6 separate regions of the Mus musculus genome follow, and regions 2, 3, 4, 5 and 6 are each linked to region 1. A link is a loop called in an ENCODE intact Hi-C map of the cell type or tissue named here. Cell type or tissue: left cerebral cortex. All regions are shown on one strand. Each heading gives the region's core, and the rest is flanking DNA. Links, peaks and the distances in the headings are about the cores only.

The links. A loop is a pair of places that touch in the nucleus more often than their neighbours do. Peaks named below come from ENCODE experiments on the same cell type or tissue, not always from the same donor. Only the 100,000 strongest peaks of a DNase experiment are listed, where the experiment ranks them.
Region 2: a loop joins it to region 1, with 7 times the contacts of the local background. A loop is called at or near these places in 10 of 42 quality-filtered maps.
Region 3: a loop joins it to region 1, with 11 times the contacts of the local background. A loop is called at or near these places in 6 of 42 quality-filtered maps.
Region 4: a loop joins it to region 1, with 6 times the contacts of the local background. A loop is called at or near these places in 19 of 42 quality-filtered maps.
Region 5: a loop joins it to region 1, with 4 times the contacts of the local background. A loop is called at or near these places in 11 of 42 quality-filtered maps.
Region 6: it touches region 1 in a loop (5-fold over the local background); 5 of 42 quality-filtered maps call a loop at or near these places.

What each region holds. Positions count from the first base shown.
Region 1 is chr1:56,975,421-56,980,414 of GRCm38, forward strand. It overlaps a transcript of Satb2 not described here. Among named protein-coding and RNA genes, the nearest start is that of 9130024F11Rik, 6.4 kb to the left of the region's middle. In left cerebral cortex, for the core only: a CTCF peak has its summit at 1,879; DNase peaks (open chromatin) are centred at 1,967, 2,356 and 2,487; H3K4me3 peaks cover 3,886 bases; H3K27ac peaks cover 4,000 bases.
Region 2 is chr1:55,958,429-55,963,422 of GRCm38, forward strand. It overlaps 9130227L01Rik (RIKEN cDNA 9130227L01 gene), which reads left to right. Exons shown (of 6, transcript NR_045837.1): 5 at 2,557-2,734. Among named protein-coding and RNA genes, the nearest start is that of 9130227L01Rik, 30 kb to the left of the region's middle. In left cerebral cortex, for the core only: a CTCF peak has its summit at 2,056 (motif pointing right); DNase peaks (open chromatin) are centred at 709 and 2,069; H3K27ac peaks cover 1,297 bases.
Region 3 is chr1:56,245,223-56,250,216 of GRCm38, forward strand. No RefSeq gene overlaps it. Among named protein-coding and RNA genes, the nearest start is that of 1700003I22Rik, 230 kb to the left of the region's middle. In left cerebral cortex, for the core only: no CTCF peak of the experiment used is centred there; DNase peaks (open chromatin) are centred at 391, 733, 2,338 and 3,351; H3K27ac peaks cover 4,000 bases.
Region 4 is chr1:55,887,941-55,892,934 of GRCm38, forward strand. Gm32949 (a long non-coding RNA gene) reads left to right here and starts at 742. Exons shown (of 3, transcript XR_373419.4): 1 at 742-1,099. In left cerebral cortex, for the core only: a CTCF peak has its summit at 2,984 (motif pointing right); DNase peaks (open chromatin) are centred at 889, 1,497, 2,290, 2,990 and 1 more place; H3K4me3 peaks cover 3,170 bases; H3K27ac peaks cover 4,000 bases.
Region 5 is chr1:57,203,463-57,208,456 of GRCm38, forward strand. BC055402 (cDNA sequence BC055402) reads right to left here. Exons shown (of 7, transcript NR_037990.1): 5 at 3,252-3,437; 6 at 1,067-1,146. Among named protein-coding and RNA genes, the nearest start is that of BC055402, 9.0 kb to the right of the region's middle. In left cerebral cortex, for the core only: a CTCF peak has its summit at 2,385 (motif pointing left); DNase peaks (open chromatin) are centred at 2,341 and 2,754; H3K4me3 peaks cover 193 bases.
Region 6 is chr1:57,267,520-57,272,513 of GRCm38, forward strand. No RefSeq gene overlaps it. Among named protein-coding and RNA genes, the nearest start is that of BC055402, 55 kb to the left of the region's middle. In left cerebral cortex, for the core only: CTCF peaks have their summits at 1,655 and 2,409 (motif pointing left); DNase peaks (open chromatin) are centred at 2,019 and 2,394.

The DNA of each region.
Region 1 (4,994 bases), core at 282-4,281:
TGTAGGTTGTTTCAGACCTCCGTTTTTTGAGGGAGATCTACTCAAACTTTTCTCGGATTCTCCTAGCCCTAAAATTCCCACCTTACCTTAGGTAGTCAAAGGCCGCCTGTCTTTCACAATCACACTGTTATTATTATTTTTAAGCAACAACAACAAAACACTGGGACTTTGCAGGCTGGGGTTAAGTGCCACAGTTTCCCTCGCTTGCTAGACTGCTTTTCTTTCTACCCAGGCCTTTGTCCTCTTAAGGCCTGTTTTGCACTTTTAATGACAATGGTGTTTGATTTCTCCTGTTGCCTCTGCGGTTTTGGCTGTGCGGGTCCTCTGCCCAAGTCGGCTTAGGTTGTGTGCTAGCCTTAGACCACCTAGGCCCGCCAGCCCTGGTAGGACGCCGCTTTGCGTCTTTTCGGCCACGATCTCTGAAGGCCCAGCATTTACCCCCAGCCTCTCTGGCTCTCAGAGGCACTTCCAAAAGTGCGCTGCCTCTTTTAGAGCGCTGAAAGTTTGTGCTGCTTCTCTCTCTCTCTCTCTCTCTCTCTCTCTCTCTCTCTCTCTCTCTCTCTCTCTCTCTCTCTCTCTCTCTCCACCCCAGGGCACTCATTTCAAACTTCATGGAAACCGCCACCTTAAAAGCCTTCGAAGGGACGGTTTCTAGGAATCAAGACGGGCCAAATGCTTCTCCTGGAGCTGGCCCCTCTAGGGGCGGGAAGTGGGGAACGAGAGGGACTTATTTCTTACTAAGGGTGCCTATGCCAATTTTGGTCTCGGACTGTCCCGTGGAAAGTTAGGCGACTAACACTTTAAAAGACCTCATACTGCCTCTGCATTTAGATTGCAAATCCAGCGAGTCAAGTGGGCAAGGAGCTGGAGGCCAGGAGACTGGGGAACCCGGACGGGCCTTGGGGCAGCTCCTCTAGAATGAGTTTAAGCCAACTTTCTCAGACTGCTCTGGGGACTGACCAGAGCGCAGCAGCAGGCTGCTTCGTTATTACCCAGCTTCCTCGTTGGCATCACAACCCGCACCAGGCAAAGATAATACGACTCGCAGTTAGTTGCCCTGGCCGCTCTAGGGTCCTGGGGGGGGGGGCGGTAGGACAGCCTAGGACATGGTGGGATTCTCCTAGAATCTGGAGAGGAACGTGCCTGTGAGGCCTGGTCAGAGATGAGACTGGTAGGGTGGTGGGCAACTAGTTCACGAGAGCTACCAAGGTGTCTGGGAGCTGGAGTTCAGGACAACACACCGAGGCCAAAGCCCAAGGGGTGGGGGGAGTGCCAAGCGTTACTCCATCAATTGTGCCAGGGAAGACCTGTAACCTGTAGCTTTCTGTCAGAGAGCCTAGGCGACAGAGATGGGCGTCTGGTGTGGCTCTGCTTTCTAGAGAGAGAGTAGTGAGGAGACAGGTTTCAGAGCTGGGAGAGTCCTTGGGCTCATTTGGTTGTCAGATTCCTGGTCACCATGTGGGAAATCCGGGAAAGGCAGGGGACTTCGCTGGCGACGCATGGCATAAATATACCCAACGCCGGGGCTCCTGGGATCGACGGATTTTTTTTTTCAATGCCTTAATGGGTAATTTCCTTCCGTAGCAACGAGAAAATGACTGCCTAGTTATTGTAGTCTATGCGTAGAAATCTACAGCAAATGATGGAAATTAACAAGGCAGGAGGGAGAAAAGGCCAAAGGAACCGCCGCGGCCTTTCGTCCCGATCTTGGGGCTGCGCTGTTTTTCTCCGGGAAACACCTAGCGAGGCCGAGAAATTCAGGCCTAAAGCGAAGATCTAGAGGCCAAGAATAGTGACCAAGGTCCCTCCACCTCCAAGACCAGGTCACTGCCAGGGGTCCCCGCCCAGAGTCGAGGCGATGCCTCCCTACAGCGCCACCGCGTGGGCTGCGGCTGAAACCGGCTGCGCTGGCTGGAGCGAACCCTTCCGCAGCGCCGGAATCCTCAGGTTAAAGAGGAGTGGAGCGGGTGCGGTGCCCAGTCCAGGACACCATCAGACTACTCAACACCAAACTGTGACCGCGTATGCAAAACATCCTTGCCTGCAGTTGCGCCCAGACGCTTGTGTTGAAAACTACACCTAAAAAGAGCAAGACATGACATTCCACCAGCATCCCAAACTTCTTGGCAGGCCGATCCACACCACCCTAGCCCGGGCAGGGGAGTTCAGGCCGTCGGATGCCAGGCAGCCCTAACCGGAGCAGTCGCCGGAGCTCACTGCGACTTCGCTGCTAGGCTAGAACTTCACAGAGTTGTTCAAGCCAGGACGCAAAGTCTAGGCACTTACTGGAACCACAGAGAAGGCGCGTAGTCAGTGTATCCTGCGGACCAAATTGCCCAGGGACTGCTTAGAATACTTCCTTGGATGGCGCTTTCACTTTTTTCAGGGTCACAGGAAGCCCACCAGGCACTCGCTTAGTCCAGTTAGGCTTGTAGTCTGAACTAAAGTCCGGGTGACAGAGACTCTGCATCCCGGGACTCTGTCCTCTTCATGCACGGTGGGTGCCTTCCCTCCGCGTCCTGAGGACAAGCCCAGCAGAGCTTGGCGTCTCCTGGCGCCGGTCTGGAGTCGCATTAAGACGTGGCTTAGAATGCTTTGCTAGGAAGGGTGGTGGTGTTGTTTAATAAATTAAATTCTCTACCCACCTCTACCCATCCCCTCACTCGCACACAGTGGAACTGCCAGCAATTGAAGGGAATAAATAGCCTACTCAGAAAGGTGTGAATTCACCTAATGCCCACCCTAATTATAACAGGAGCATGCCCTGGACACCCGAACGTGCAAGTTCCTCTCCGGGCCAGATCTGGGTCTTTGGAACCAGTGACCAGTGCCACCCAAAATATATCTCTGCAGTCGGGAGGGTTGAATTGCGGCTCTCCGCGACAACTTGGCCTGCTCTCCAACAGCCTCAGCAGCAGCAGAGGTCTGTTCATTTCTGATACCTGGTACCCGTGACAATCTTACCCTGCCAAGCCTCACAGTCCCGGCCAAGTGGCTCACCTCAGCTCTCTGCGCTTGCCTTCGCCCCTCTTGCTCAGTCCCTAGTGAGAAGTGGTGGGTCAACGAGGCGCCGATGCTGGCCGCTCACCTCCAAGAGCCAAGGAAGGTGCCCTAGGCGTCGCAGGTCCAGCCCCGGGGCTGATTTAAATAACTAATAAGCTCAGAGAAATTTTACGAGGGGAACTTTTCCTTTTAGTATCAATAAAGCTTAGTAATTGGGTTTGTTGGTTACCTATGCTTCTCTCTCTCTCTCTCTCTCTCTCTCTCTCTCTCTCTCTCTCTCTCTCTCTCTCTCTCTCTCTCTCTCCTTCCCTCCCTCCCCTCTCTCCCGCTCTCCCTCTCTCCCTCTCTCCCACTCTTCTCCATGTTTTCAAAAACGGAGTGGCTACGTGGTGTGCATTTGTGTAGTGTGAGTGTGAATGTAAGGAAGGTGTTTGTTTTGTTCGTTTTCAAAGCACTTAGCATACAGAACAATCATGATTTGCGCTCAGGAGTGGAGAGTTTTGAGAGGTGAACAGTGGTTATTTCGGAAGAGAAAAAAAAAAAGCACAAGAAAAATAGAAGAGGAAACACTTTACCATTTTTGTGTCACAGTTTAAGAAAACGGCAATGTTTCCTTAATATTGCCTTTTAACTAATTTTCACTGTGTTCAGAATCGTAGATTTTAGTGATAATTTGGTTTTAATAAAAGTCTACTCCATAATACAATTTAAAATTTTATTTCTACTTCTATTTCGAGCATTTTTTTTGCAACAGTAGATATTTTCCTGTCCATGTATTAAGGTTTAATTTTTAGGATAGAGAAGATTGTTCCGTGTACAAGAATTGCTTATAGTCAATTAATTAGTGTCTTTACAGTAGTTTCAATCCATACAAAAATCTTGGAAAGTAAAAACAACTGGAGTGGTTTTCACTAAGCAAGTGGGCTTCTTGTTTGCTTTGTTTTTCTTCTTTTACACATGGAACTTAAAGACTGGACTTAAAAACAACTTGAAAATGTGTTATACTGAAATTTACCTGAAGTTAAAATCTGTTTCAAAGGCAGCACAGCTAGTATATACAGGTGTCATTTAAACGAAATGAAGAACATTTTTGCCTCAGTATTATTAATAGGAGCGGATACTAAGTGGTCAGAGAAAAAGAAATGAGATTGAGTTTTCCAGGGGGCAAAGTGTTGGCTTCTGAAGTTACCAGAAGCATACCCAAACCTGTGTGTGCATATCTCCCACGTTTTCACTATCCTGCGGAAACTTTTCCTTTTCACTGTTTGCTAGGAAATTGACAGGTTTTCCTTGTTCCTGTGGTTTTAGACCGGGAGACCTGAAGCCGGCTGAGGGTTGCCTCTGCCCAGTAATGTCCAGAGTTCAGAGATTAGAACTACCCCTCTTCACTTTCCAAGAGGAAAGAGGTATCTAGCTGACCTACTGGGCTCAGCCTCCTTCTCCAGAGGCCAGCAACATGGGGGAGGTGGCGGGAGGGGGGGGCTGACCCTTCACACTCTTTGAAGATTGCCCCAGCCACACTGATACTCAGGTACACTCAACAACACTAGCACATCTTGAAAAGATCTTGTGTACCTGTATCTCTTCTTCCTACCTTCAAAGAGGGTTACTGGCAAACAACTTTCCTTTCCATTGGCTCTCCATCAGGTTCCTGAAAACACTCATCACCTTCTTCTCCAGCAACCAGGACAGTGCAGTGCCTGTGTCCAAGGATCTCAGTGTGAGTCATCTTTGTTCTCTCTGCATTGGCCGGCCATTGTCAAGGAATGGAGTATTCTCCTGCTGGTGTGTGATTTTGAGGAAGTGCCAGGCAAAGTTGGAAGGACTAAGAAGAAAAGTACAGGGCCTAATGAGGGCAACCTGGAGCCTTAGTGCTAGGCACCTCTGTCTCCTCAACCTGCCCTCTAGGCTGTCCACTACTGGTCCCCTACTCTGCACTTGGGTCCCAGCAGTACTGCACTGAGAACCTGGCTGTCCTTCATAACTCCCTG
Region 2 (4,994 bases), core at 351-4,350, 1.0 Mb before region 1:
TATGAAAGAAATTGCCTTTCTGAAAAATGTCGGAATTTTCTGGGGTGCAAGGAAATGACTGAACTTAAGACTTTTTTTCAAAACACCAAAGAAATACATGCAAGCCCAAACTCTTTTAAATTTCATTAAAAGTTCATTCAAAATTGTTTTAATTGAACTTGGATACATTTCCAAAATAAAGACTGTATACATATACATAAATATATATATATATATATATATATATATATATATATATATATATATATATATATATACACACACACACACACATATACACATACATTGCATATTTATTGCTTGGGTGTATTAAGGTTTTCTTCTGAAACAATGTCATTTTTAATAAATATTTAATTTGCCTAAATCACTGGGCTGTTTTGCTTCTTTCTTTCTTTCTTTCTTTCTTTCTTTCTTTCTCACTTTCTCACTTTCTCACTTTCTTTCTTTTCTTTCTTTCCCACCCTCTTCTCCCCTCACTTTTAACATTTAAACTCATAGAATAATTATGGTGCTGAATGTTTTACATATTATTAAAATTATAATTTTTGTTTTAAAGTACACTTGACCATATTTTGTAAGGTGACTAAGTGAATCACAAGCTAACTACCTCTAGTATAGACTTGTGGGGCCTATACACTAATTTTTTAAAGTAGGCGTTTCTGTAGTTCTGACTCCATCAGGGCACCTCCCATGCCTGTTGTGACAGTGAGGACAACAGAGGCAAAGCGATTAGGCCAGACACTAGAACACCACGGAGGGAGACTGACGTGTCGAACAGCGCTTCTTAACTACACTGACTTTCATCACCTACGGAAAACATAGACCTCATAATGTTGTTATGCAATTTAAATATTGGGACATATATATTTATATATGTTATAAAATTTCACAAGGGAAACAAATCACCAAACCATGACCTTGATTTCTTCTTTCTGTAGGAAAAAACACTGTTTGTAAGAAGGGTTGTGAGCATAATCTGTCAATTTAATCACATACATTTATGTATATCTTATGAATGTATCTGAAATTGACTCTAAATGAACATTTTATGATGTTAAATGAAGTTTTCCAAAGATCTGCATTTATTCAAAGATCATGTAAAAAGGCTGTTAATTTAGATAAACATGTTGTGTCCATGCTGAGCACTTATGTAATTCTGGGCTTTAATTTAATAGTTACAAAATCAAATACATTCATAACTTAAACTGCACTATTATTAGTATTCAAAAATCTCTCTAGTAAAACATTTAAAGAGTTTTAGTGAATATTTTGCCCTTCCTTTCCTCTTTCAAATGGAAATTACAGTGACATTTATCAGGACATATGGATTTTAAAAATTGGGTCAAGTGATATGCTATAAAATTTCTACTTCTAATTTATTTTAATATATTTATACACTGCATCATATTGTGCACCAGCACAGAAATACATATCCATGTATCATTTACATTATTATGTAAAAAATTACTGATAGTCATAGCATATATTTTTATGCCTTTTAATGGCTTGTATTTTTATAATTATTAATATTTTAAGTAGATGAAAGTCCTTCCCCCTGCCCGTGAAAATTTTTTTTAATGAAAAAGGGAATAAAATTTCAGCCCAGAGCTCACCTATCTTCATTTTAAGAAACATGTTTGCATTTCCTTTTTATGTTACAGATATCAAATGCAAATCATTTCTGATACTAGATACAGGTGGGTCTCTTTTCCTTGCACGGGTAGCAGCTAATCGTATTTTTACTGATTTTCATGGGTTTTCAAATATTGATATTGATTTCAACCAAAAGATGAAAGCAGTTTATACTAATGAGTTTTCACTATCGTGGGTGATAGGAGATAGTGCTTGAATAAAGGAAAATGCATGCACAAGTTTTTCACTTCTTACTGTTCACAAAAGAAAAAAAAAGTGAAAAGTAAGAATTCATGCTGTGTGCCTGTTTCCTCTTGTCCTTCCTCAGCTGAGGTATCTAACCTTCCTTGGAGGTTCCCTGAGACTCCTCAGACATGCCGCTTCTTTTCCCGGTCCTCTACTTGCGTTCTAAACGTCAGCCTGTAGGGGGCACTCCTGAGCTGCCACAAAAAGACTACTGAACCGCCTGTGTGGGTCTGAGATGTATTTAATATTCATTATGTTATCAAGACATTTCCTCAGCAAAGAATCCACAGTTCATTTTTAAAGCACATGCAGCCACAATTGAGTAAAAAACAGTCTCAGGTATTGAGACAGACATTTGCCTTCCCGGGGAGGCTAATAGAAATTTAGAAAGCTTCTGTCTTGTGTGGGTATGTTTGTACTTTTTGGGATTTCCTTCTTTCTGCCATTCTTTTTTGGAGTTCAGGGTACGTTGCATAATACCCAGAGTTTTATTATCATACCCCCAGTCTTGCTGTCTCTGTCTCACTTCTGGGAAGAACCATAGATAATACATACAATCACGTGGCCCACAACCAAGGTTATAAACAATCGATCTTTAGTGAGAATGAAATATCACCTTTAAGGATGTCTGTGACACTCCACTCCTTTACCCATTTCTTGTTTCTTCCCTCTCCCCAGATCCAGTAGAATCTACTTGGATGGCAGTTCCGAGGACCACTTCATGGTATGGACCCTTCACAGGGCTACACTTCTGAGGTTCCCAACAGCATCTGGTGCACTCGCAATGGCTTTTTATATCAGTTCATAGCTACCCATCAGAGAGATTGTAGAATCATCTAACCTGATGTGTTGTGGGGTAAGTCGATATTCAGAGTTTTGCTTGCCTCCCAGGCGTTTACTCTCTCCTTCTTGGTGGATCACGTCGTTATCGTCCCTTCTGAAAGCAGCCCAAGCAACTCATTCTCTGTTCATCTTAAATTTCGCTCTCCTGTCACAATTTCACTTGCTTTTTTCCACCCGTGTTTCAACCTACCATCTCCCCATTTATTGGTCCATTTTCGAACAGAGTCCCTCCACAAGTTGTATCTGAATGATGTCCCCAAACACCTCCCTTCTCTCCTCCACACTCCAGGATAGTCTCTTGAGATCACCAGTTGACTTCCATGCTTTTAAACCTATGATGAGTCCTTCATCCTCTGTTGTGGGTAGCCCTGGGGCTGTTTGTATCTTGATGCTAATTCTGCTTCCCTAGGAGGGGCTGCCTGGGATAAGGAGTGAATCACATACTCAGGTAACTTCCTGTGAACCTTTCCCTAATGAATATTTCTAGGAATCAATCACTGGGCAAGGGGTAAGCGGGACTTCTGGGTTGAGAGGGTAAGAGGAGGCAGAAAAAGGTCTTGTTTTTGGACGGGAAGACAGGTGGAGGTCAAAGTGTAGGTAGCAGAGACCCCTGGTTCAGGTGGCAGATCCACTGGGATCCGTTACCGGGGGATTTAACTTAGAATGACTTACAAATTAGGAGGTTAGCTGTGGTGCCACTTGTGTTACCTGTTAATTTTGAAATAGTTTTGAAATAGTTTTGAAGAGAGAGAGAGAGAGAGAGAGAGAGAGAGAGAGAGAAAGTAAGTCCCAAGATGAGAACATGAGAACAGGTCGGCCTGCCCGCCAGTGCCTGGCCTGCCCACTGGTGCCCAGCTGGCGGTAGTGGTAGCGTGGGATTGACTTCATATTTCTATTTCATGCTACAGTCCTCATCTCGATACTCAAAAGTAATATCTTCTTTCCTCAATGGATAACTTTCCTTCTTTCTTAAATAGCTCTAAAGTTGCCTTCTGCTAGCCTTGCCCTTTTAAAGGACAAGACATATGTTAAGACTTTGGGGAGCTGGTTTATAGAAGAAAGCAGATTTCTCAACACAAAAGAAAGGATACACTTCAGATCCAGGGCGAACAGTGGGGGATGAGGCCAAGAGGCATCTTCTTATGAAGACCTGATAAGATTGAAGAGGCGCAAACTGAACTGTGGCCTCCAGGATGAAGTGGAGAGCCATTGGCAGGTTCCGAAGAGACAGTGAGCTAGCATCTGACTGCAACTGTATTGGTAGCATGGTGCCCTACAGTGGGGAGAACCAGGGTAATGATAAATCAGAGGAATTATTGATAGGCTTGAAGGACTATCTCATACATCAAGGGTTGGAAGCCAGGCACAGGGTACACATGTGTGATTATGGAAGCCTGAACAACATGGGAGACCTTATGTCCAAAAGTCAGAAAGTAAGTTTGTAAGTAAATAAACAAATAAATACGCTTTAAGAGTAACAGCATATAGTGTTGGAAGGGTGCACCTTCAAACAGTAATATCCAGTAAAGGAATGAGTAGGTATGCCTAGACGAGTAAAGTGGGCCTGGCTGGAAACAGATTTGTGATTATTCAGAGTCTGGACAGCATTTAAATCCCAAGAAGGTGAGGTAACCCTAGGGAGTTAGTGTAGAGATAGATTCAGAGTCTGATCCCTGCAAAACTCACAGTGTTGACACAAACATAACCAAGGAACAGGGGATGAGGGCTCTCAGGACAGGTCTGGCTGCAAGCCTGCCACCATTTTTTCAAGTTTATTCCCTTCCCCACAGTGGTACGCCTAGCCATCAATACAGCTGCAGGTAAATGCTAGTTCTCCCTCTTCCAGAGCATTCAGGTGTTTCTCATCTTAGCACGGAAGGCAGTCCAGAGAGAGAAAGAGAGGAGAAAGGGGGAGGGGGGGAGAAGGAGAGACGGATGGAGAGGGGGAGGAGATGTTGCACGGGGGAATTGGGAGGGTGAACGTCCATATGGAGTCTTAGATTTGGTATGGCCTTTGTTTGAGGATGTCTTCACTTTTCACAAAACAATAAGCATTCCAAGTTAGCTGAGCTTGCTTGAGCAGGAGTACTTTTATTTTGGTATAGTACTCCTGCAGAGGCTCTTCCTTCTGTAGACCTTTGGGACACTTGAGAGAAGAAACTGGTTTTGCACTTTAATCTTCCGCCAGTACCCTGATAACGTCAATAATATTGTGACCACACAGGGTTGTAAACACTAAGCCTAAAAGGAGTAACCTGTCCTGCTCTGTGCAT
Region 3 (4,994 bases), core at 347-4,346, 730 kb before region 1:
ATCGGTGTTCATCTTTTAGGTCTAAAGTTACACAAGGGAGTGCATATGACTTGCCAATTATCATTTCACCCTTAGAACATGTCTAATGTCCAATATACAGCAACTTTTCAGACATTTTTTGAATGAATGGACTCTGATTGCTACAGAGTAATTTCTTTATTTTTCATAGTGCAACCACTCAATTACTAAGTGCTCTATTCATTCTAAATCTCAAACTTTTATGTGTCTTTAGTATCCCACACTTGTACATTGTGATCTGTTCTCTCACTACAGTGTTGCCACGCTGTTGACGTTCCCACTGCTTTTTAGTCTCCTCCCAGTCCATGAGCATTACTCCATCTCTATGAGCCAAGAACTGCTACATGGGTCTCTGGTTGTCACCTCCCATTATACTTCTTCTTCCACCCACTGCCCTCGAGACAGTGTCAACATTTCTGAACGAGGGAGAGAACCTTGCCCTTTCCACAGCAGTTTTGAGATGAGGGTTCCAAGTGAAGTGGAAGGAAACAAAGTTACCACAAAGGTTTTATTTCTATAGATGCTCTGTGTGGTTAAAGTGAAATCACGGTAAATCAGAGCTCACCAAGATTCCTCATGTCTGCAGAAGCTAGAAATCACCCTCATATAATATGGTCTTATGGCTTTAAAAGAATATCCTGTCAGTTCAAAAAGCTAAGTTTGCAAATGCAACCTGTACTCTGGTGAACAGCTATTAGCAGAGGAAAGACTTAGGAAATAGATCACCAAGTGCTGGTGTCTCAGTGGCCAAGCCATACTGCTGAGATGGAAAGTCTAGGAACATAAAGTGTATCACAAGAGTAAAACAACATCAAAGTCTGCTTCCTTCTTCCCGGGGACTTACATATAAAGCAAAAGACAACTTTGCCATGAGTTTAGTGACAAAGTCCACTGTAGAAAAGACTAATTCTTTAGGCTGTAGAGATGTCTCAGGCATTAAATGCTAGGCTTACAACCAAAATTATATATATATATATATATACATATGACTCATTCTTCATAGTGAGTTGCATTTGTCCATGTAAGTCCACTGGGGTAAAAGTGGCAAAGCTTGAGCAAATAAGCTAATTCCCATCATGGCGACAAGGTCTTATTAAACCTTGAGATATGTTAAAGTATGCAGTAGTAGGTTCATAATAAATTCATTAAGCAAATATATATCCTTAAAATTTAGAGGAGAAGACAGGCGGTTAAAGACTAATACATTTTAAAAGGACCGATGGTATCTAGCCAGCTTCTCCCTTGTCACAAACTCTTTGAATGACGAGGGGAACTGACTGCCAAATGTGTTTTAAAGAGTCATTTGAAATGAAGAAACAATTCAGACGCAAACAAAATACAAAAAGAAGAAAGGGGCACTTCAATTTTATGTTTTCTTGCTTTATTTTTAAGACTAAAAGTAAAATCATTATTTTCAAAAATATGACCAATGTTACATTTATATAGGCTAAAAACTCGCATGTTTAACTGTACACTCTGAAGGAATGTTGCCTATTTTATTCATAGACTTTAAATTAGCAGGAGAGCAAATTATGGGATTTTATCATTAATTGTACTAAAAAGGTACTTCCTCATAGATTCAGATATTCGCCTACATCTCTGGAAGGCATTAGCCCTCCCATAAATGCACAGGTGATAGCAATAAACTACTAGGAAAGCAATGTTATCATATATTTAAATTCAAAAATTGCATATATCATATGTGTATTGAAATATAAACCTTCCCTTGCAAAGGTACATTCACACACATGCAAGCTTTTGAAAAGCAAACACACTACAACACACATAGTTATGATGAAACTTTCTTTTCTAGTCTTACCTATGTGTCCCTCAAGAGCTGTCCTCTTCCCCACAAGAAAGGGAGAACTATTCTTAAAGGCAAACCAGAGAATGTTTTTAAGAGGACAGAGTTTTATTTACGAAGGCAGAAGTAGTTCTAATGCGATAGAATATATTTGCAGGCCTGCTTATTGCTTCAGTGCAGAGCGATAAGCAGCCATGGCCAGGGGAAAGGGGGTTATTAATGTGTTTGATGTGCAGGACCAAAGTCTGTCATAGCCAATTTGAAATGTGGTGCCTCTTTAAAACATAACCAAAGAGCTGGTCTACAATTCCCAATCTGCCTCGGCATATACAAATCATATATGCTGACAAATGATAAAGGGAATTGGAAAGGTTGAGAGGATGAAGTCAATAATAGATTTATCTCCAGACATTTAGCACTTGGAGTGCATCTGTTATGCAATATGTAGACATATTTTACAGCAAATTTGGAGATACTGTGAGCCCACTGGGCAGGGACAATGTCTAATTTTATATTCTATAGAACTCAGAGTTTCACTTCCTTGCTTAATGAGTAAGTGGAGGAGACACCCCCCCTCCATGCACACAGAGCAGAAGTGCATGGAAAGGACTTGGGAACACAACTGTGGGGTTTGTGTGAGCAGCAGTGGCAGAATAGGCCAACGGTGGAACGGCGGGCACATCCGGATGTGAATATTTCATTTACAATATGAGGGGGCTGTGAGCAAAAGGATGGGTGGCCTTCGGAAACCAAAATTGTTGTTTTTCACAAACTCAAGGAAAGTTATCGTAAGCTTTACTCCGATGTGCACAGTTTTTGAACTTAGTTGGAAATTTTATTTTAAAAGATCTCAGTTAAGGATATTTAGAAAATAATTTGCTGGCAGTTTGCATATTCCACAGAGACAACTTATTTTCTTCTTTTACTAGTGGATTATTAAACACAGTTACTATAAACTATTAGCTTTTAAAATTCTAGTTTTGTTTTTAAATGCAACATCATTTATGCAGGGAGTGCCACTCATGTCTATTTATTTATATGTACAAATATATTTAGTTGGGAAAATCTTTGCTATGTTTCTTCATTCTATCTATCTCTTTTTCTGATATTCACATATACAAAACCAAACCCATCTTAAAGCTTAATTTTGATTAAATTTGATATACTTCAAAAGCATGTGAAAAGGGTAAACAGGTAGCAACAGTGACAAAAGGATTCTGGTAGTTTATAACGAGTTGGAAACAGAGGCTATAACCTTTAGTAGTTGTATGGTTAATAATGCTGATATTTTAAGTTAAGGGAGTTCCTAATGGTTCTTTCCCTGAAACAGGCAGTGTGCAGACTTCTACCCCACCATCCTGACACAGAATTTTGACGAAACTGAATTTTTTGAAGTCTTTGGGGTTTTTGTTGTTGTTGTTGTTGTTGTTGTTGTCAATTAAAATGAATTATTTTTCCGTAGTCTTTGGAAAGTTATGATTGTATGAATGAGAGTATGCAAAAGTTGTGTCAGAAGTGTTGCATGCTGTGTGTGAAGCCAGCTGCTTGCTGTTAGAGGATGTGATATCATTCTCTCCCCAAGCTACAAGACTCTGGCCTGTCATTTGATTTCTGAGTACACGTTTTTCAAGGACTTCATGTCGTAATGGTCTTAGAGACATGACCTCAGGTCATGTGAGTTAACTCAGGTGAATGATAAACAGAAATAGCTTATCATACTGCCTCACAACACAACAATCTTACTGAAGCTTCATAGTTAAAATATAAAATATAAATCTATACTTAAGGTTTAAAAGATTCACCAAGATTTTGTTATTTTACTGTTTCTGTTTATTTATTTGTTCAGGGTATCAATTCATTTGCTTCCTTTTACTTTCTTTCTCTTGAGAATCAAATACACGAGCATTAACTATTATGAATAATTAATAAACTTAAAAATAACTTTTATATCTAAGCTTTATACACTACAACAATGTCATGCTTAAATGTTTACTTTCTAAAGCAAGAATTATGGTCTATATGTGGATTAAAATAAAGTAATAAAGTAGCTTTTCTTGGGATTTACTTTTTTTTTTAAATGAAAAACAGACCTTGGCATTATCTCTTCAAACTTTAACCTATACACAGGAAGGCAAGAAGAAACAGAAAGGTAGTCCCTGCCACCGGAGCCTGTTTGAAAAAACAAAACAAAAAACAGAAAACAAAACAGAAAACAAAACAAAACAGAAAAACCCAACCAAACAAAAAATAAAAACAAACAAACAACCCCCCCAAAAAAACAAAATCAAAATAACCCATTAAGACCCACACAACTCTAAGAACTCTCCTGCTATGAAATAGCTCCCTGAGTGGCCAGCCATCTTAGGGAGAAATTGAAAAACGTGATTTTAATGAACTATTCTCTATAGGACTTGAGGCTACTTTCTTGCATAGAGGAATTCAGAAAAATTATTTCACCAGGCTTTAACTGTTTTTTTGTTTTGTTTTTATCCCCCCGCCCCCATTTTCAATGGCCTTGTGTATCAAAGTACCTGTGTGATTCCCAATGCAGTCTCTGACTCCATTGATGTTAGGTCCTTCCAGTGCAGAATAATAATAGTTCCTAAATCCCCCCACTAAATCATATCTTGAAAATCATATTTTTATAAAAGAAGAAAACAACTGCACTAAAGAAAATGCAATCACCACTCAAACTCCTGCTTAGCTCGTTAAGGACAGGAAACTGCTAATCAATCATGCTTTCAAAGCACGGTACATACGTGATTTAAGAGATGATGTACCAAGCACAGAACAGTGAATTAAGTAAGATAAAACAGTTACTGTGCAGTGTACTAGATACTGGTTATTGTTTGCAGCTGTATGCTAGTACTTTTAAATAGAACATGACAGAACAGAGCCAAATGCCCCTGAAATGAGAGAAGTAAAGAGACTAGCCTGGAGTTCAATAAACTGAGACATTAGTGAGTCTGACACAAGCTAACAGTGCATAGCTCATTCGGAAACTGCTTAAATGAGAAGATACTGTGCGGTCCCATGTACACAGACATGGTGTCAGGGCCTGCCTTCTGTCCCTGAATGTGCCTTCTAGTGCGAATATGAAAGAGTCTGTGATGCATGGAGATGAATGTATTCAGAATTATTTTATAAACAAAATTTCAGAAAGAAAGAAAAA
Region 4 (4,994 bases), core at 616-4,615, 1.1 Mb before region 1:
TGATGCCCGGCCTACCCAGTGTGATCTGCTGTTTTACCCCACCATGATGGTTATCAAGGGCTTCTTAGGTTAATTTGCCTTTCAGACTTCAAACCGCTTAAAGATAATACATTTAACTCAATTATAAGCATTCTTCTTATTCACCGTGTAGTTTCTTCTGGCCTGGCCGTTCTGCCTCCATACTTCTCCTTCTTTGCCCAGCCCTCATTTGAGGGGACATTAGCTGAGTTTCTATAATTAGATCGCTCGCACAGGATCTTCATATTGGTACGGAGAACAGGGCAGTTACAAACCCAATCTTCAGGAGTGGCTTGCCTATTTTCAGGGAGAGTCTCTGGCCACATTGAGACAAGTGCTCAGAGGTGGGGCCTGACGACACGACCTTGCTGGAGTGCTAGAAAGCAGACTTTGGGCTGGCCTGTCTAGACTTAAAGGGCCCAGTCTGCAGGCACAGGAGGAGAGAAGAGTCCTCAGCTTGGTGGCTACTTTAAAACTCTTTCCTCCCTTGATGCACGTTTCTGTTTCTCCAGTTATTGGATTGCTGGTTGATTTTGAAATCTCTAGTTCTTTAATCAGTAATGGGGAGGGGGGGACCCAAAAAAACAAACCCCAGAAAGCCCATCAGGCACTAAGTTGCCTTTGGATCTCGCAGAAGCACCCACCCTCCTGCTTCAGTCCCTCTCCCTTCTCACCTTCCAGACCTTTCCTTTCTCTGTCCTCTGGATGTCCCCTTCCCAGGCTACTGTGATAAAGTTCTTCATACTTTTCTCACAAGACTTTTTTTTTTCCTAATCCCTTCTGTTGGCAGGGAATTGACTCATGAATAAATGGATAATAATAACGGCTGACATTTTTGGAGCGCTGACTACTTGGCAGGCAGTAAGCCGGGGATTTGCTCGCATTATCTCGCTTGATCCTCTCAACAGCTTTGTGCTGCAGCCCACTTCACAAAGGAAGAGCTGACACTGGGAGAGTGAAGTGGCCTGTCCTCGGCCACAGAATTCGGAAACAGACGTGGCCCCCCTCTCAAGCACAGGGGAAGGGAAATGGCCTTGGTGTGGAAATCGCAGGACCCCGAGACACACAGAATTGGTAGCAGGTCAAAAAGTTAATGTTGCTTGCTTTCGTTTAAAGGAATGTCAAGTGGCTATTGCAGGGCTAATTTCCCCTGGGCAACCAACGGGCTCAAGCTGCCCACTCTGCCCCTGGGGGCAGTTTTTAGTCTGCTGCACTGGATTACAGCCTCTGTTATACATTGGGGTGGTCCCTGAGCGTGTGCGCATGTGTGTGTGTGTGTGCTCGTGTGTGTCTATACACGTTAGTGCAGGTGCCAGTGGAGGCCAGAAGCTTCAGATCTCCCTGAAACTGTAGGTGCATTCGGCTGTAAGCTGTCTGACATGGTTGCTGAGAAATGAACTTAGACCCTTCTGCAAGAGCAGTATAAGCACGTAAGCCACGCCATCTTTCCCGTCCCTGGCCTAAAGACTTATAAACGTTCCCAAGGGGTGCCAGGGGGCCAAGTGTGGGAAGCACTGTCTGAGATGTGGAGTGGGGTTAAGACACTGTGGTGGTGAAGCAGGGAACAGAGACGCATGCATGGGCTCTTCTGCAACAGAGGTGTGCACGGCACAGAACCTGTTCTGGCTCAGTTGTTGGTGAAGCCAGGTTGGTTGAGCCCTGCTCTGCTTTCTGCATTGGTCTGGCAGGCACACTGCTCTCATTCACTGCCTTAGGAAACAAGTGCTATTTTGGCTCCTTCCTTCCCAGGGTAAGGTTAAAAAAAAGTTGAAGGTTTGGGCCCAGGCTTTCCAGCCTCACCTGGGCCTTGCTCCCTGCTCCCCTTGTTGAGGTTTCCTCTTTTGGGATCAGTGTCTGTCCACCTTGTTTTCTCTTTTCAATTTTTCTCATTTACCACACCTTATTTGTCACTCATATGTCTCCCTGATTAAAATTTTACAAGCCCAATTAAAAACAAAAACAAAAAATATAAATAAAACAAAAAACCATAACTTTTTCTTTCCTTAATCTTTTTTTTAAAATTTTATTTTAGAAAACCAAATACTTGAATGTCTTTTGTGTATTCTTTTAATCGGGAATTTACAAGTTCTTCCTTTATGGACTCCCATTCCCTCCACTACCCTGTTTCGTGTGCCTTTGTTAGGACTAGCTCACCTAATTATTTCTCCTTCTGTATCCTGATCCCCCAGCCTGGGCACAGCACTGCCAGTCTTCCCTTTCTGGTGGATCGCAAAACACTGCAAAGATCTGTAACTCCCCTGTGTGTTTCCATTACTCCATTTGGTGTTTAACTGTACTGAACATATTGAAAGGTTGAAAGAGACAGTACTATTTTGGTTATTTATCTGTTGCCGAATGCACATGAAAAGATGGAGCCTCCTTTCCAACGCTCAGCAACAGCAGCTAGGGCTTCACGGCTTCAGAGCAGTTACAGGATCGACATTTTGTTACCTTTTACTTGTTTGCATAATGTTAAAAACAAAAAACAAAAACCAAAACCCAAAAAACCCGATAACGGTGGTTTCAGTGAAGAGACATTAAGAGGTAAGAGAAAGAAACCCGAGGATAGGAATGAGTTGCAGGGTCAGAGTAGGAAACAAATTCAGGTGTTACCAGTAGAAGTGAAGGGGCCAAAACCCACAAGAAGCAGAGACCTGCACCAAAACGTGTGTACGGAGAAACAGTTCTTTGGGAAGGGGAAACACTCCAAAAAGATAAGAATGCAATAGCGGCAAAGAGAAACTCGGAGACCGAACAAGAAGCTTTCCACGTAACACAGCTGAATATTCAGAGGGACAGAAACCTCAGAGCTGAGCTGTCGGTTCAAAAAAGCTCAGCATCACACTTACAAATAAATACTTACCTGTTTGAAAAACCTGACTGCAGCTGATTCATTCTCCAAATCAGGAAAGCTCTGCAGTTTCAGGTGGAACACAGCAACTACTGAATTCATGGTACCAGAAGATGGCACCATAGTCAACGTTTGCTGGGAAATGGGCTAAAGGCTTGTGTTTCTAGCCACGACTGTAAGGCTCAGCCCAACAGAATGGACCAGAATGGACTTACACGACGGTGTAGACTTTTGTGTTAAGGCTATCATGTAAATGACAACAAAATATTCCAAACCAGTTTGGAAATCCCGGGACGCGGCACAGGGCAGGTGCTTTGGCTTGGTACACCCTCTCTTTACCTAGAGGCTGTGCGGTTTACTCGCTGTGCAATATCAGCATTTGCGAGATTTTTAGTTCATTTCTTCCCTCACATTGGCAAAATATGTTTCCAGCTGATGGGGGCAAATGGCAGACTAATTGCATGACATTTCTAAGTTTGTATTGTTGGAAATCTATAGATATAATTGTGCTGCTCTTATCTGAGGAGGTTAAAGATCTCCTGTCTGCTGGGAGCCCCACCACGATCCCCAGCTGTGGTAGGATCTATTTATCACTGTCGAGATTGAGACGCAAAGCTGGATTTTTATCTCATTCGGAGTAACTCTGAAGCAAACCACGCTTCCCTGTTGAGATTCTTGTATAGAAATACATCTCTCAATTCGTTCTTTCCAGCTTAGACACATTGAACTGAGCAAGTGAAATCTGAGGAATAATTTCTGGACCTAAAAGAGAAATAATGGAGAAAATGTGACACAAACCCTTTCTTTTCTTTTGGCTATGTTCATGTTCTGGGTGCCAGGAGAAAATAGGGGTGAGGTCAGGGTCAGAAAAAAAGAAGAGCACAAAAGACATCATGTTTTTGGTTAATTTAACTTCATATTGAATACTATATTAAGTCAAATTCCCCATTCAGTACAATTCTAAAGATAGATTCTTTTAAAAAATTCACAAACAATATATTTGAAAACAACTTTTAAAAATTACCTAGTAATTAAAGAATATGGATACATCTTTTCAAGGCTTTGGACAAAATTATCAAAAATTGCATTTGGTATCTTTCGAAACAAGTCCAGGTAAGCGTCCCGAATTTCTTGACACAGGCAGGTTCCTTTCATCGAGTCCATTCATGACTCAGGCTTCCCCCAAGGAAAGCCTTGGTACTGTGGGTTAATCATTATTTCAGCAGTGTTTCCTATGCATCTTTCCCATCCCAATGCTGCGGCTCCTGATTCAGCTCTCCCGGGTTCTGTGACAACAGATGCATCGTGAGGCTGCTGCCTACCCGCTGCCCACAAAATGTCCTCTTTATAAACTACTATATTATTTATGAATCAGAAAAGTTTCAAAGAAGGGCCCCATCCGACGACTGCTCACTGATGAATTTACAGCAGAGACTTTTACTCTCATTTTATGAGCTTCTTGGAGAGAAGGGTTAGTGTCTCAGAGTCTGGATCTGTCCCCTGGTTAATATATCTATTTCTCAGCACCATGTACTCACAAGACCTTGTCATACAGACTGCAGTGACCACCCTCAAGAAACAGGTAATAGTGTATACGTGGCACTTGAGAAAAAACAGTAGATTGATAAAAAAAAAAAAAAGAGGGTTTATAAACATTGTGTTCCTGTGCCAGATATTACAAGATCAAATGTGCTTCACTTCACTTTAACTTACTTTCATTAATCTTCTTGGAAAAAAGAAATTTTCTTCTTCTTCTTCTTCTTCTTCTTCTTCTTCTTCTTCTTCTTCTTCTTCTTCTTCTTCTTCTTCAACAACCCAGTAAGTAAAAGGCATGAATGGGAATCTCTTGCAATTGAATTTGACACTTAGGATTGTTGGTTTGAAAGTCAGGTAGGAATAACTGTGGGAAAAAGAATGGCATGCAACTCTACATATTTAAATGTGTTTGATCCCTCTTCTTCGTTCCTCAGATTATTTCCATATTCTAAATAGAAGCAGCTTTCTGGATGTGTGCAGTAGACACAAAGGTAGCTCGCACTGCTGGGCTTTAAGTAGATGTACGAAAAGACAAGACTAAAATCAAACAAAGCAAAAGTTCGCACTAAAACAAGTCTTAAAAAAGGAG
Region 5 (4,994 bases), core at 407-4,406, 230 kb after region 1:
ACATGGGCTCAGAAAAACAAAAAGAAATAAGAGAAGGCACCCAGAGCTGGTGGAATGCTTCAGTTAGTGAAGTGTTTGCCATAGAAGCCCCAGTCACTGAGGACAGATTCTCAGCAATCACATGAGAGCCAGATGGGCTAGTTCACACATGTAATCCCAGCCTTCAGGAGGCAGGGATAGGTGATGTCCTAGAGCCTCATGTCCAGCCAGTTTTGTAGGCCAGCGAACTCCAGGTACCTAACCTAACCCATACAGGGACTGCTTCAAATGCCTACATGGACCTGCTGCCACACCATCCCAGCATTGTCTCTATTCACTGTTCCCTTGGATTTTTAGGAGCCTTGGAGAACTGATGAGCATGAGGCAGTCAGGGGTATCTCCTTCAACTGGATTCAGTAGTGCTCCCTAGATTCAGCAGTGCTCCCTGGATACAGTAGTGCTCTCTGAATTCAGCAGTGCTTCCTGAATTCATTGGTGCTCCCTGGATTCAGCAGTGCTCCCTGGATTTATCAGTGCTCTCTGGATTCAGTAGTGCTCCCTGATTATTAAAAATACTTCCCCACTCCTCAGAGCCTCCAAGTTTCTCAATACCAAACACTGAAATAACAATTTGGATCTCTCCCCAGCCCAGCTTTCTCTGGTTCGTGTCTAGTCCTGAGGCTGTGGATGTCCCTGTATTGTTTTTCTACAGCATGAGATAAAAAACAGTGTTTTAGTTGTTTGATTTTTACTGGGTGATTAGTCTAGGCATGATAAGGGGGAGAGCACGGGGAGCATTATTTTATTTGAAAGCCAGAAGCACATAATGTTTATTAATAAAGAGCCTGGTTTACATAGATTTTATTATTATTGAGCATAAAATGGTTTATATTACAAGCAAGGGTGAAATTACTAACTAATTAGCCTGCGAAGATCATGTTTAATGGAATATATAAATCTAGGGTGTTGCTTTGCCTTTTCCAAACCTTATGGGTCTTACTCATTAAACACACACATATGCAGCCTTAACGCTGGACAGGGGATTGTGAAACACAGCTCAAGGTCAGATGACTAATTGTGCACTTACCTGTGTCCAGAATCGCAGGGCTTTGAATCCCTTAGCTCTGAAGGAAGTCTGACTCACAGCACAGCTGCTACAGCTTGAAGCTGAATCCAAGGACAAATAATAGCAATTGAGGAAAGCAAGAGAAGGTATCTGCTAAATTACCTCCCCTCCCCCCTTCCCTCTCTTCTCCTCCCTCCCCTCTCTTCCTCACTTCCCTTCCCTTCCCCTCCCTCCCTCCCTCCCTTAAGGCCCTTTCTTTCCAGTATCTTGAAGGATCCTGAAGCCTTTGTCAACACACCATGCCCAGATATTTCAGTTAGATTTTGTAACGGCATAATAAAATGTGTCACACACTGCAAGAAACTGTAGGTCACATGAAGCACAGTGTAGGAAGACAGTGGGGACATGTTCTGGAAAGAAAATTAAATCCCCCAAATTTGGAAAAACAGGTAACCCTAAATAATTTCCTTATATTCCCCACCGAATAAAGTAGGGACTGAATATTCGAAGAGGAGTCCAGGCTTCAGCCGAAACAGGGGAGTGGAAGGCACATGACAGGAGACAGGACACTTCACCCTATTCAGAGATGTCACTGCCTGCCTCCAGGTGGCTCTGAGGCCAAGCAGTCTCCTTCCTCTCTACCTCTTCGCAGTTGCTTTCCACAGGGCACTAAAGCTTTAAAGATGTCTACAGTGCACCCCCACCCCCACCTCCACTTCCCTGCCCCAAATCTTGATCATATTAAGCTTAATGTCTACTACCCGACTGTTCAAAAGTTGAGTGACAAATGTGTCATAATTCTAGCTTTTTGTTGTTGTTGTTCAAAATTCAAGTCACCACATAGTGGACTGCTTGCCTGCTCCTGCTCTGGAAGAGTGAATGAAGGGTCCCCAGGTCAGGGGATTTCCTTGCTCGGACAAGAGTTCTTTGATCTGCCCTTTTGGGTGATGACAAGAAGCAAGATGAAAGAGAAACAAAACTCCCAGGTTAGCTCCTCTGATAACCCCAGGCTGCTTTTCAGTTTCTGGGTGACGGACCCAACAGCCCTAAGTGATTACATTACTCACGATGAAGATAACGCTGCCTGCTGCCTTAATGTCCCTGTCATTTCGTTTTATGGGAGTGCTTTTGTTTTAATGTCACAAATCAATGCAAATCTAGACATACCAGGCCATAAGATTTGTATTCAGGAAATCTGTGTTTGAAAGAATCCAGTGTTTGCTCTGGGGGCCCAGTCTCCTTGGACACCAAGGGTGTTTGGCGGCTCTGGGAGAGCGCCTGCTTGGCTCATACTATTTAAAGATGAACACTGCCCCCTGCTGTCCATAAGGCACATTGCTGCCAGACGAACTTGGCTGGAAGGTGAAAATCACCCACCTTTGTATAACAAGGGGATGTGGGTGGGGGGTAATTTTAGTTTTTAAACTTATTTGTCAGTTCAGAAAAATTATGACTACAAAAAATTACTACTGGGAGGCAAGACGATTCGTTTTATTTTACCATTGTTGCTAAGTCGTTTTAATGAACTATCACCAGAGGCAAAAATACATTGAAGTAAAAGGCACAGAGAAGAAAACCTCTCTAGCCTAGAAGCTCCGATGACAAGACACAGGGAAGAGGAAACTCTGAAGAAGGTTTTGAAAGATTTCGGTTTGACTGTAGTTGGGCAAGGCATCCAAAGACAAAACGAATACCTGAGCCAAACTGGAGATTTTAGAGAGCTCCTACAAGCCACCGCGGCACCCATCCAGGGCCTGTCCCCTGCCTTTGCAGCCTGAGTTTCACTGGGAGTTCCCAAGCCAAGGAATCCAAGATGTTCTAAGAGGGTGACATTAGAACAAAAACACTCCCATAAAACAAAATGGCAGGGACATTAAGGCGGCAGGCAGGCAGGCAGGCAGCGTTATCTTCATCATGAATAATGTAATCACCCAGAAACAGAACTCCACAAGGACACCCTACGAGGTACCATCCCACCATCCCCACTTCTATCTGGAAACCAGGCACTCCCAGATCACCGTCCACTCCTGCAAAGGTGATACCTTTAACTGAGCATATAGGAAGCCTCCTTCAACAACTTTGAGAGGAGGTACTTAGTAGATCCTAACAATCACCACTGGAGAACCTCCTGGCAGGGAAGGGAAGGGAGCCAAGCTCTTGACTTTAAAATCCCAGGCATAAACAGGCACACTGAGCCAAAACTCACTCCATGCTGCTGGAAGGCAGGGCTGCTGGCGACAGCTAACATTGGCACATGTCATCAGGTGCCCATTGCTCCAGATTCCGAGGTCATCCAGGACCTGTTCTTTACAACACAGGCTACCTCTAGAGTGACTCACCATCTTGGCTTTTTTTTTTTTTTTTGACACAGCATTTATCTCTTCTTTATAAGCTAGAAAATTCAGAATTATAGAGAATTAACTGTCATATGTTCAAGAAGCCAATGGGTACCCCAGACCCTGCACTCATTCTGCCTGTAAGCCTGTGAATTAATAAACTGCTCTTTGAATTCTCTCCTCCCATCTCCCTCAACTACCAAAACGCTCTCCAAAGTCACACTCAGGGCAGGGAGGGGAGCAAGGGGAGGGAGGGGAAGAAGGGGAGGGAGAGACAGAGCAAGAGAATTGTGCTGAGCAAGCAAAAAATGCCTAGTGAATATACACCCAATTTTTTGCTAAATTCCCTATAGAAGTCATCTGACCAACAACATTTTATATTTTAATCAGAATTGTCTTTGCTTCCCTCCCTTCTCTCTGGGGTGTCAAGGAAATGTCAGCTGTGATCCCAAAACATTGTTGAAAACTTTCATAAACACACACACACACACACAATTCCTGTGTTTGAAATTGAGAGGCTGTGTGCTGTTCTGTTGAACTCTCGCGACAGTCTGTCTACTCCACCTAGAGGGGCAGCCGGGCTCCATCATCCATGCTGTATGTATCGCCCTCTTGGTTAGCTGGCAGGCTTTTGTTACCAGACAGGTTGTTACGGTGCCCTGTGCTTTGGTTCCAATCATCTTTATATAGTAGCACAGCGGGATATATCAATGACAATGTCACTGTCCTCGTTTGTCTTGTCACTCAGGGATTTTATCATCTCATATTATCACAAGGAGAACACAGCAAGAAGCATAACAAGACACAGGAAGAAACCACATCTGCCTCGCCTTTACTGCAGTGCACTGTTATAATGGTCCTTTTTTTTAGTAGTTACTGTTGTCAATCTCTTATGGTGCCTAACTTATAAACTGAGTGTTATTATAAGTATATGCATGTAAGTATTGATATGGCCTCTGAAAATGCAGACCATCCTAGAATGTATCTCCCATGGATAAGCTGCATATCCTGAGTGTTATGTCACAAACATTGATGGGCATGCCTGTGTCTTTCTACACATTTGTGTCTTCTCCATACAATGAATTTCCAGAATTCATTGACTAACCAATAAATTCACAGGCTCTATCTGTTTGTTGGCTGTAATTTACCAAAGTGGTCCCAATTTCCCTTGATAGCTGGCCACTGGCAAACTCGGATTCTTTTATTCCAATCTTAATTACTAAAGTTAACTCTCAAATCATATGTTAACATTCCACAAGATTTACAAGCACAGGGTTAAAGGATTACAAAGAGAGGTCTATGGAGGCTGCAGAGTTCAGAGAGGATATCCTGAAGTCAGGGAGAGAGAACTGTGCTCAGAAGAAGTCTGCAGAGGACCAAATAGAAATGTCCTGTGGGTACGAGCTGTGCAGACATAGTTATCAAAGTCAGGTTTGGGTGACAGGCCCCTTAAGGGTCAGTCTGAAGTGGGCTGAGTGTCACGGGCAGGAGAAACTGCACCTGGGCTGTAGCCAAGAACAGATCAAGACTTTTGCCTTCAGCACTTTCTGGACACAGCTGAGGACTTGCCCAGGTGACTGGTGGGCGTGTCTGCTCTTTTGGTCACGGGTAGC
Region 6 (4,994 bases), core at 583-4,582, 290 kb after region 1:
CATTGATGGCATGAATACTCCTCCCCCGGGGCATCTGATCCTTGCCGTAGCTACCAGGGAATTCTTGTGAAGTGTGAGATCCAGGGCATCAGGCTATGTTGTCAATTGCATGGTCCTAATACTCCTGGTTGCTAATGATGAGCCCCACTTTCCACAGTCCCCAGACTTTCCCTCTGCCCAGCCAAAGAAAGTGTTTAAGTTAAGAAGCTGCTCTGAGTGCCTCTCAGAGTTACTAGCCTATGAAAATGAACTCACTGAACACTCACGGAATCCTGAGGCTGTAAATGGAATAGATGTGTGTAAGGACAGTGTGCACTTCAGAAGTTAAATAAAAGGCATACAGACAAGGGAAGAGAGGCCAGGCATGGTGGAACCTATCACCTAACCTGTTTGCTCATAGGGGACATTTCAGGGGAAATGGCCTTGCCATCGTTTACAGGAGCAGTCACTGACTCAGCACATTAGGAAGGACAGACTGAGCCAGACGCTGGTCATGTGACTTACAAGCAGTTTATCAAGGGGACCCCTGAATTTCCCTGACCTCAGCTGCTGCATCTGCAGGGTGATAACCACACCTGCCTTGGAGGCATGCTGCCAGGACTCAGGGGGTGTGTGTGTCATGTACTCATTGTGCACACAGGTCAGACCCAGCTCTGTTACACCTGAAGCTTGTACAACTCTGAGCATAAACTGTAAGGCAAACTGCCCTAAACTTTGCTTGAAAATGAGCTTAGGAGTAAATCATGAGAAATTACACTTTTTTGGAATTTATTAATTTGTGTGTGAGTAGATAGACACCTGTGTGAGATGTGTGTCCCAGGTAATGAGGATTGGCAGCCAGTGACTTACTTCAAGCAATCACACTTAAAACCTGAGAATGGTACCAGGGCTTAAATTGTCTTTCAAAATAATGAAACTGATCTCTTCGTCCCTTTCTGCATGTGTTTTTCAGTGACACGCTTGAGTTGCACTTCCCAGGGCTATCCTTTCCTACTTTCCCGTTGTCATTTTAAGAGACTGCAAAGCTCGTTCATCTTTCCTTCTAGACAGTCAGGAGGGAGACACCTGCTCTTGGTTGGTCAGTGTTGTTCCTTTTCTTTTCGTGAGATAGGGTCTCACTATAGCCCTGGCTGGTCTTGAACTCACAGATAGTTGCCTGGCTCTTGCTCCTGAGTGCCTGGACTAGCTGTTAGTGTTTGGGATGCAAAACTAAAGCACAGCTTCCCACCCTTGTTGCTTGTCCTCGCTGGTTTTCCCAGAGACAGGTTTGCCAAAACCAGAAGTTCTGGTAAATTCTACTCCACACGATCATCATGGTGAACTGAATAATGCTGAATATGCCTCTGTATTTGTAACTGTGAGCCCATAGCAGCTCAGATGTTCTGTAGTTCAGGCTCCCGATGGAGTGGGGACAGACAGCTAAGAGATCCACCCTTTACTTACAGACTCATGCTTCTGAACTAAAAATTCCACAAACCAGCCCTGACTTCATCTGTCTTTAGTCTTGATCCTTCTCCCTGTCTTGCCCAATTCTAGTGCATTTGTGAAGCGTTTCAACTCTGCTTTGAGCATCTCACCTCTGGGGGAGCTATGGAGAATTCCTGGAATCCATTTTGTTTTTAACTAGAAGAGCTGGTAAGAACTTAACTCCATGTGGAAGAGACTCTGAGCTGCATAACTATACCCTACTGGTCGTAATTACAGTCAGCAGAGCTTCCCCTTATATGTCTCCTAAAATGTTCAGCGACATTCCAAGAGCCACGTGCACCACCAGTAGAGCCCAGTTCAATGGAAACTGAGTTGTTTTCCTTTAAGGCCTTCCGGGTCTCATGACAGGAACACCAGAGTATTGAGCCACATACAGGTGCAGGACACAGGTGGTATACTGGTTACAAACCCAAGATGCTGGCCTTGGCTGTTGCCATACCAAAGCCATAAAACAAAAGAAAACAAAAAGAGGTAGGAAAAGACAGTGGGCGGTTTCAACCATCTGTGCCCAGAACATCTTTCTTTAGCAGACTTTACAAAAGTATACAGTTGTGTGCATAGACAGCCTGTGAACACGGCACCCTACAGGGTTTTTGTGTAAGTAAAGGCACCTGTGGCTTACATGTCCTTATCCTAAATGGTTACTCTGCTCCCACTGAAAGACAGTACATGTTCAGTAAACACTTGGAAATGACGTTTTATCCTCAGGGACCTTACAGTCTAGCCAGCAAAACAAACAAGAGTAGGTCAACAAACCCCTGCCACAATTCAGCATGTCAGAGCCCAAATCTGTAATTGCGCAGAATGTGGGGAGGTGAATTCAAACCAAACTAAGTGACTAAGTATCTGCAGGGTGAGCCAGCCAGGAGTCTGGGCTACAGATCCAGATCAGCCCTGGTCGTAACTGCAGTTTTGGCCCCACCTGGTGGTGGTTTTACTCCGTGATTTAGACACTGCTGAGGAACTTCGGAGTCCTGGGGCTGACTTGGTTTTTCAGAGTGGCGGGACTGATTTCAGATTTTTTTCCAATTAAGTTTATTAGTCAACTCGGCGGAAGTTCAGTTGGGCGGCACCTGGTGCTGTGGGCTTGTCCTTTGCGTCCCTCGTTGAGAAAACAGGGCTGTGCTCGGGCCTGCACAGGATGCACAGACAGTCCAAGGAGGGGGGTCACAAAACTGGATGCCAACACATCTCCCAGGTACAGAAAGGACTACTTGGGCAATGCCTCAGAGTGCAACCGCCTCAGGAAGGACAGATCCAGAGGGGACTTCTGAAGAAATTCTCAGCATCTAGGAGTGTGGTCCTCCTATAAAACTGCTAAAGGAGGAACAGGCTAACTCACTAAACATACACAGAGATTTTAACTGCATCACAGGACACCAGAGGCAAAGGCTGACCAGATGAAGGAGAAGGAATCTGGAGTCCTAGCTTAGGTTCAAGAGCATTGCCTAGGGTTAAGACTGAGTTATGACCTTGCATAACAGGAGATATGACAGGAGAGAGTTAACACTGATTCAACAGAATTGGGGAACTTGGGGTCATCTACGTCAGGGGACGTGTTGAGAAAAACCATATGATATAATATCAGCAGAGTCTTGGTTGACATTCCACAAGTCAGATTAAATAGTGATGCCAAAACATGCACACAAGGCTTCTTGTATCTCTTATCTGGGTATTTACCTTCGTCACATTCTTGCAAAATATTAGGGTAGACATTATGAAGGAAAATGAACATGAATCTAAACATATATAGAGAACAGCATTCATCACTTTCCAGAAACCCTTTGTGTTTACTAGAGATGATAGTTTTATGTAACCATGTGCCATTGCTGGACCACGCCAACCCCACTTTTTCTAAAGCAGTTAGCCTTCAAGGACATTTTAGTGCCTATGAGGTCAGAAAACTAACTGGCTGCAGATGTGTCTATGCAGTGAAATGATAGGGACCTAGCACAGTTAATAAACATCACCTGCCCAGCCGAGGAAGAGGGCTAGGAAAGAACGACAAGTAAGTATTATAGGACTAAGAGAACATTCATTCTTCAAAAGGGAGAAGTTTGCATCTTGAGCCACAAGCTGCTATGCAAAAAGAAAAAGGAAAGGGAAGGAACGAGAAGGGAAGGGAAGGGAAGGGAAGGGAAGGGAAGGGAAGGGAAGGGAAGGGAAGGGAAGGGAAGGGAAGGGAAGGGAAGGGAAGGGAAGGGAAGGGAAGGAAAGGAAAGGAAAGGAAAGGAAAGGAAAGGAAAGGAAAGGAAAGGAAAGGAAAGGAAAGGAAAGGAAAGGAAAGGAAAGGAAAGGAAAGGGATGCACTGACAAACTCTCTATGGTTTTTATTACATTATCCATTCTTATTCCCCAACAACTCTCTAAATGGAAACAAAACTATAAATGTCAAAGAGAATATATAATCTGTTAATACAAAAACCACAAGCTAAGCGAGTAAAGTACAAATGAGAAGAAAATGAGTTAGTATCAACACCGAGCCCTTGGTTGCATGGGGAAACACCACCTTTGCCTGATGACCTGTGAGAGGGGTTTGTACAGGATCTAGTGTGGACCCAACCAAGGAAATGGAAGGCATAGTGTTTCAGAAGCGAGGACCTTGAAAGCTGGTAAAGATTAGAAACCTACGAAAACCAACAAACCAACACAAATAGCACCACCTCTGGGACTGCAGCACAGGTGCTTGGAAGTCAAGAGAGGAGCCCAGTTTCTCAAAGCCTAGAGCCATGGTTCTCAACCTTCCTAATACTACAACCCTTTATTACAATTCCTCATGTTGTGCTGACCCCTCCCCCAACTATAAAATTGGTTTCTTTGCTATTTCATAAGTAACTTTGCTATTGTTCTGTAAAAATCTGTATTTTCTGATGGCCTTTGGCAACCCCTTATGAAAGGGTTGTTAGCTGCCACAAAGAGGTCACGACCCACAGGTTGAGAACTGCTGGCCTAGACACTTCAAGAAGCAACTCACTGACATGGAGCAACCGACAATACTCAGGTCATGCCAAGGCTTCAAGGGGTCATCGTGAAACCAGTTTTGAAAGCATCAAAAACAAAACAAAACAACAAAAAACAACACAATGTCCACTATCAAGATGAACACTGTAGAGGTGGTGAGGTGACACTTCCAGAGATAGAGGTTACATGAATAAGAGCAGCTCTCCCTTCCCTTCCCAGACTGCACCTTCCTGCCTCATATTTCACTTTCCACCACTCAAACTAAAAATGGTGCTTTACAGAGTCCAGGACTCATATAAACAGAATATGGAAGCTGAGAGACAGCAGGTTGGTAACATGCACACTGACAACACAGAGAAAGAGTTCTGTCCCATGTTTAGGTCTGTTTCTCACATCTTAGTTCATGAAAAGCAATTTTGTCTCAAAATATCTTGATCAGCAACAAAGAAGCTGAGAGAGTGTCACCCAAGGGCAATCTGATCTACACCCAAGCCATGCTATCTAGGACGACGTCTTACACCCCTGAGAAATAAGAGATTGAAGTT